2 separate regions of the Homo sapiens genome follow, and region 2 is linked to region 1. Evidence: chromatin loops called from intact Hi-C (ENCODE). Cell type or tissue: gastrocnemius medialis. All regions are shown on one strand. Links, peaks and the distances in the headings refer to the core of each region. The heading gives the core; the rest is flanking DNA. Region 1 overlaps AMOTL2 (angiomotin like 2). Region 2 overlaps NPHP3-AS1 (NPHP3 antisense RNA 1).

Region 1 (2,912 bases), core at 413-2,912:
TGCCCCTTGAGAGTCCCAGGCTGCCCCCTGAGGAGCAGGTCAGCTGCCTACCTTGCTGGAGAGCAGGTGGGGGGCAGGGCTATGGGCTCCCGCTAATGAACCTAAAGGCACTGTCTCTAGAACAGCATTCTGATTCAGTGGAATTTTCTGCCAGAGTGGAATTGTTCTATACGGCACCCTCCAATGCAGTGGCTACTAGACACACGTGCCACTGAGGACTGGAAATGTGGCTAGTAAGATGGGAGAACTGAATTTTAAATTTAATTTATTTTCATTAATTTCAATCTTTGGGCCACATGCAGCTAAGTACCTATCATATAGGACAGTGCAAGTTCTGGAACAGAAGGGTGAAGGCTTGAGACCTTGGCATGTGGAAGGGAGGATTCATTTACTCAGGTCCCTGGGGCAGGGCAGGGAGGACACAGAGGCAACTCAGGTTAGCTCTTGATTCATTTTGGATGTTTGAAGGCTGAGCCCAGGATGGTATCATTCTGTGGCATGGAGGAAAATACGAGGAAGTCCAATAATATTGAAACGGATGTGTTCATACTTCGCTGGCTTAACATCCATTGAGTGGGGTGTTAACATCCATTGAGGAGGGGCAGCCAGGTTGGGACTCAGGCAGGGAGGACCCTCCCCTAGTCCACCTGTGCGTTCAGTTTGCCCAGGGCCTGCATCTCATTTCAGCCTTAGCATGACTCTGTGGGGAAGGACTCTGTCTCATCTTATAGCTGGAGAATCTGGGGCGCAGGGAGAGAAGAAATATTCCCAAGGGGGTGGAGCTAACAGGCCAGCCTCAGGCCTCAAGGCCAGATCCCCAGGGGGCACTGCTGGCCTAGAAGGGCCAGAAGGGCAGTGCTGGGGGGCTGCGTGGCTTGCCTAGGAGGAAAAGCAGATGGCATTGGTGATAATGGCCACACTTTCCTAGTGTTGACTGACCCCAGATAAAAGGGAGGTCAATCAGACACCTCCCTTTGCAATAGCTACTAGGGAGCAAGGAAGAGCTGCTTGGGTTTCCTCAGCCCTGGGGGAGGAAGGGGCCGGAGGACCCAGCCCTCTGCTTCCAGAAGCTTCCTGCAGCCTTGTCCAACCTCTAAGGCCCTGGTGGGGGCTGGGAGGCTTTGAGCTCTGGCCATCCCCTACCAACAGGACCCTGATAAAACCTTGGGCCTGCGGGATCTCGGGAAGGAGAGCTCCTTAGTAAGAAATAAGTGGTCTGGGTGCGGGTGGGAAGAGGACGCCCGAAGGCCAGCGGAGGAGGGCAGGAAGGCAGGCGAGGCGCCGACGGGACCCGGGATGCGCCTTGGGCAGCGAGCGAGCCCCCACCTCCACGTTCCAGGCTCCCTTTGTGCTCACCCTCCCTCCTCCCAAAGCCGGGCGAAGGGCGCCAGGCAGCGCGCACGGGAGGGAGCGGCGGGGGGCGGGCCGGGAGCGGAACAGCTCGCGGCTCTGGAATGCCAGGCATCCAGGTCACCCGCGGCTGCAAGATTAATGGCTCCAGCGAGGAGCCAAGAACAGCTCGGCGCTCACTCGCTCCCCGGGGAGCGGAAACGCCTCCCGGCCGGCCCCCCTCTTCTCACCCACTAGCAAGCTCCCAGAAACCCGCCCCATGGCTTCCTTTCTTTGGCAGAGTCAGGCTCCAGAAGTCCGCCTTCCTCCACAGGCACCCTAATCTGCCGTGCCCTTGCAGCTTCTCCTCCCCAGACTCCTCAGGGAAACCCCAGGGCTGCCCCCTCCCCTTTCTCCCTCCTTCCCTTTGACTCCTTCCCAGAGACCTTAAGCCGCTGCCATCTCACCCCACCCAGCCAGAAGAGACCAGCCTACCTCCTGCCCCACCCTGTCAATTCCTTCAGTGCTGTGTTCCCCCATTCCCTGCCCTAGTCTTTGAACCCTCTTTGAAGGAAGATAGGGGTGCTGCCAGCCAGAGCTAAGTCCTCAAGCTGCTCCTCCATTTCTGCACCCCACACTACCCTTTGTGCCATTCACAGTAGGGTTCCTGTGAAGACTCAAAGCCATGTTTACCCAGCTACCAACCACTCCCATTCCACTTCTCTGCAAACACCTTGAACAGCACTAAAGCTCCTAGTAGGAGCTCAATAAATAACTGTTCTTAGTCTCTTCTGATTGCTAGAGCCTCCTGCTGCTGAGCTCAGGGCTCCCTTTGCCACCCACCCCATGTACCTCTTGAACTGCCCAATAGCTCCTTCACCTCTGGCTGGCTCTCCACCCCTGCCATCCCCACAGAGCCCCTCTCTCAGGCCACCGGGGCTCCTAATCACCGGTTTCTAGGGCCACCCCCGTTGTTCTTTTGCATCTGTGGGAACCTGCTCCTTTCTTAAGCTCACCACTTCCTTCCTGACCTCCCTGCCATGGTACCTTCCTGGGCCTGCTCCCATTCTCTCTTGAACATCTGCCAGTTGCTTAAAACACATCTGCTAATGAATGAATAAATGGACTAGTCAATGAACTTGCCCATTCTTCAAGGATGCTTAGACCGCCCCGTTTAGAATGCATCTGTTGGTTAAGGTCTAGGATCCCATTTTTGGCTGCCTCAGATGCCTCCACTTGGCTTGCTATGGCTCAGCTCCACCATGCCCCCCTACCTCTCACATTCCCATTGCACACTCCCGACCTTTCTGTTGCCAGGAACTCCCTGGGAAGCTCTCAGACCTGTCCTTCTCCTTCACCTCATCTGTCTTCAGGGCTACCTTGCCTCCCGCACTGCCCAATGCACTGCACTGGTGGTCAGCACCGAAGCTCAGCAAATCACTGCTCCCTGGCTTTCCCTCTTGTGTCAGCTGATCTTCTTAAAAGATACAGAACTAGATCCTATTCTTCTTTGGAAGCCACTTATCCCCACTATCCCCAGATCCAGTCTAGTGTTGGGCATACAGTGGGCAGTAAACCTGCTC
Region 2 (2,912 bases), core at 1-2,500, 1.6 Mb before region 1:
GGTTTGAGCCATTACATTTTGGTAATTTGTCTTTTCACCTGGAATAAGAAAAAATGTCTCTACATTTGATCGGGCAGCCTATAAATTGATAAACAATGCTACTGTCTTTTTTTTTTTTTTGAGACGGAGTCTCGCTCTCTCGCCCAGGCTGGAGTGCAGTGGCACGATCTCGGCTCCCTGCAACTTCTGCCTCCTGGGTTCAAGCGATTCTTCTGCCTCAGCCTCCCGAGTAGCTGGGATTACAGGCGTGCACCACCACCCCCGGCTAATTTTTTTGTATTTTTAGTAGAGACGGGGTTTCACCATCTTGGCCAGGCTGGTCTTGAACTCCTCACCTCATGATCCACCCACCTTGGCCTCCCAAAGTCCTGGATTAGAGGCCTGAGCCACCGCACCCGGCCTGCCATTTTTTTTTAAATGGGATTGGTAGAATAAATATCATTTGGGTAGAGTAGTGTGTATTTGGTCTTCAGACTATGAATCTCACAATCACTTGGGACATTTGGTAAAAATTTGGGGACCTTGACAATTTTGCATGTTTAGTTACTTCCCAGGTGATGCTTATGTACTTTAGGATCTCAGAACACTGAGACTGCATAAAAATTGTGGCTAGGGATGATCTAATTCCTCGCTACTCAAAGCATGGTCCTCAGGCAGTAGCATCAACATCACCCTGAAGCTTGTTAATCAGATTCTCACATGCTATCACTGACCTCCTGAATCACAATTTGCAGATTAAAAAGATCTCCCAGGTGATGTGAATATAGATTAAAATTTGAGAAGCACTACTGTAGAAAAATGGTTCTTAACCTTGGCTGCACATTACCATCACCTGGAGAACTTAAAAAAATAAAGACTGCTGCCTGGGCCTCACCCTAGACCAATTAGATCAGAATTTCCAGGAGTTGAGGTCTGAACATCATTAATTTTTTAAAGCTCCCCAGCGGATTTTAATCAGTAGTCAAGGTTAAAAACCAATGGTTTCACCTCGGCCATCTCATTATTGCCAACATGTGTGTGATCCCCATTGGTAACCATCTCAGTATCTGTTTACATGTATACAGATTCCTCTGTGACCTTTCTTCGCAGTTCATCATAGTGAAGGCAAATGTAATTTTGACTATATCGATAGTATTGTGCTTCAACTTTAGAGATAGACATGGCATCACAAATGGTCATAATGTCCTGATAAAATTTATCACTTTGGAATAAATGACCTGTATAATTGGAAATGCTTCATTGAGTAACAGTCTTTGAAGACAAAGGAACTCTGCAAAAGGAAGGGATTCTAGCTCTCACCAAAATTGCCAACCTTCTCCCAGGCTGTTTAGTCCTGCTCAGTTCTACCAAGTGAACTCTGACTTCTAAAGTCTCCTACTACAAAGTCTGTAAGTATGACCCTAATTTTAGGAACTAATTAACAATAGGGGAAAACTGTGATCAAGCAGCTGTGATTTAACATTTCTACCATTAGGGGTCAGTGTAACTCAGGAAAAAAATAATTTGGCTGTATGTATTAAAAAGGATCACCTTGTGAAGACGACAGTCTGGGTGTTGCCTTCATTAACAGTCATCTACACTGCCTTACTTAGTTCCCATCACAAGTAATAACATGACTCTGGAAATTATTATGAAACAGACAAGAGTAGGATCAGCAAGCTTTTTCTATAAAGGACCAAATAGTAAATATTTCAGTCTTTAGTCTCTGTCACATTACTCAATTCTACCATTATAGCACAAAAGCAGCCCCACACCATACACAAACAAATGGCGTGTCTGCATTCCAGTAAAACTTTATTTTAAAAAACTGGTGACTGGTTGAATTTAGCTCACAGGTTTGCTGACCCCTGAACTGGAGGAGTGGTTCTCAAACCTGGATAATTACCTGGGGAGCTTGTTAAAAATGTAGAGCCATGGACCCCACATCAAGTCCACCGAATCCAAATGTTTTTAAGTAGAGCTCACATATCTGAATTTTTTAAAGTTATCTTTTGATTTAGAAGCAAATACTAATTTAGGAACCATTAGGACAAAATAAAGTTAACTTTACCTCTTAGGAAACCGTAAAGTCCACCTTGTTACAATGTTTTTAGTATCTGAATAACTATCCATGGTATAAAAGATATAAATGTGAAGCTTAGGCTTAGATAATCTCTATAACTACTCTGAAAGTACATCAATGAAAGGCTCATTCCTCTGTAAATGTTTGTATTAAGGCCCTAGTGTTCAGATTATTTTGGCCAGAGAACAACCCAGCCTGTCCTAACAGACAGAGGGGCATACTGAATTAAATTGAACAAGGAAGGAGAAGACATTGATGAAAACAGTAAAGGAGAAGGAAAAGCGATAAGAGAAATGCTGGAGTGCTGTGTAGTATCTCCTAAAAAAATGTCCCAAATGTTCAATAAGTTTACAAATTCTGAAAAACTTGCTGTGACCTATTTTTTTTTTCAGGAATTGGTGAAGAAGAGGAGTTTAGTGCCAAGGTGGGTGCAAGAGTGAAACAAAGGCAACACATCCACATGCACTGGACAGGGAAATGGGGTAAGAATATTTTAAATATGGGGTATCCATTCTTTTATGAAGTATGTGTTCTAACGATAGTGTTTCCCTGGGCTGTTTCCCCTTGGGCTAATCAAATATATGGATATATAGAAGGCCATGCTTTAAGAAGAGCTGCAATGGGTTTTGTTAAGAATACCATAGCCAATATGTTTACCTGTGGTCCTGTATAAAGCATACTGCACATTTGGGATATTTGTTTAACAAATAAAGGGGTTCTATTTCTCCATAACAGCCTCTAGGATGAAAGAAGCCATTTATTTCTTATTTGCTGAGAAATGTCCCTTTGTTTCTCAAATTCAAGGCTATTCTCCGACCTCTCTCCGCCTCTGCCTCATGTTCATCTGTGA

What was found. Hi-C counts contacts between places; a loop is a spot of excess contacts. Peaks named below come from ENCODE experiments on the same cell type or tissue, not always from the same donor. Only the 100,000 strongest peaks of a DNase experiment are listed, where the experiment ranks them.
Region 2: it touches region 1 in a loop (5-fold over the local background); 1 of 110 quality-filtered maps calls a loop at or near these places.

Annotation. Positions count from the first base shown.
Region 1 is chr3:134,362,796-134,365,707 of GRCh38, forward strand. The region is part of intron 5 of AMOTL2 (angiomotin like 2); the gene reads right to left. Among named protein-coding and RNA genes, the nearest start is that of MIR6827, 3.6 kb to the right of the region's middle. In gastrocnemius medialis, for the core only: no CTCF peak of the experiment used is centred there; a DNase peak (open chromatin) is centred at 1,516; H3K4me3 peaks cover 1,378 bases; H3K27ac peaks cover 2,500 bases.
Region 2 is chr3:132,725,039-132,727,950 of GRCh38, forward strand. It overlaps NPHP3-AS1 (NPHP3 antisense RNA 1), which reads left to right. Exons shown (of 11, transcript NR_002811.2): 2 at 2,455-2,544. Among named protein-coding and RNA genes, the nearest start is that of NPHP3-ACAD11, 4.0 kb to the left of the region's middle. In gastrocnemius medialis, for the core only: CTCF peaks have their summits at 1,454 (motif pointing right) and 1,654; no DNase peak of the experiment used is centred there.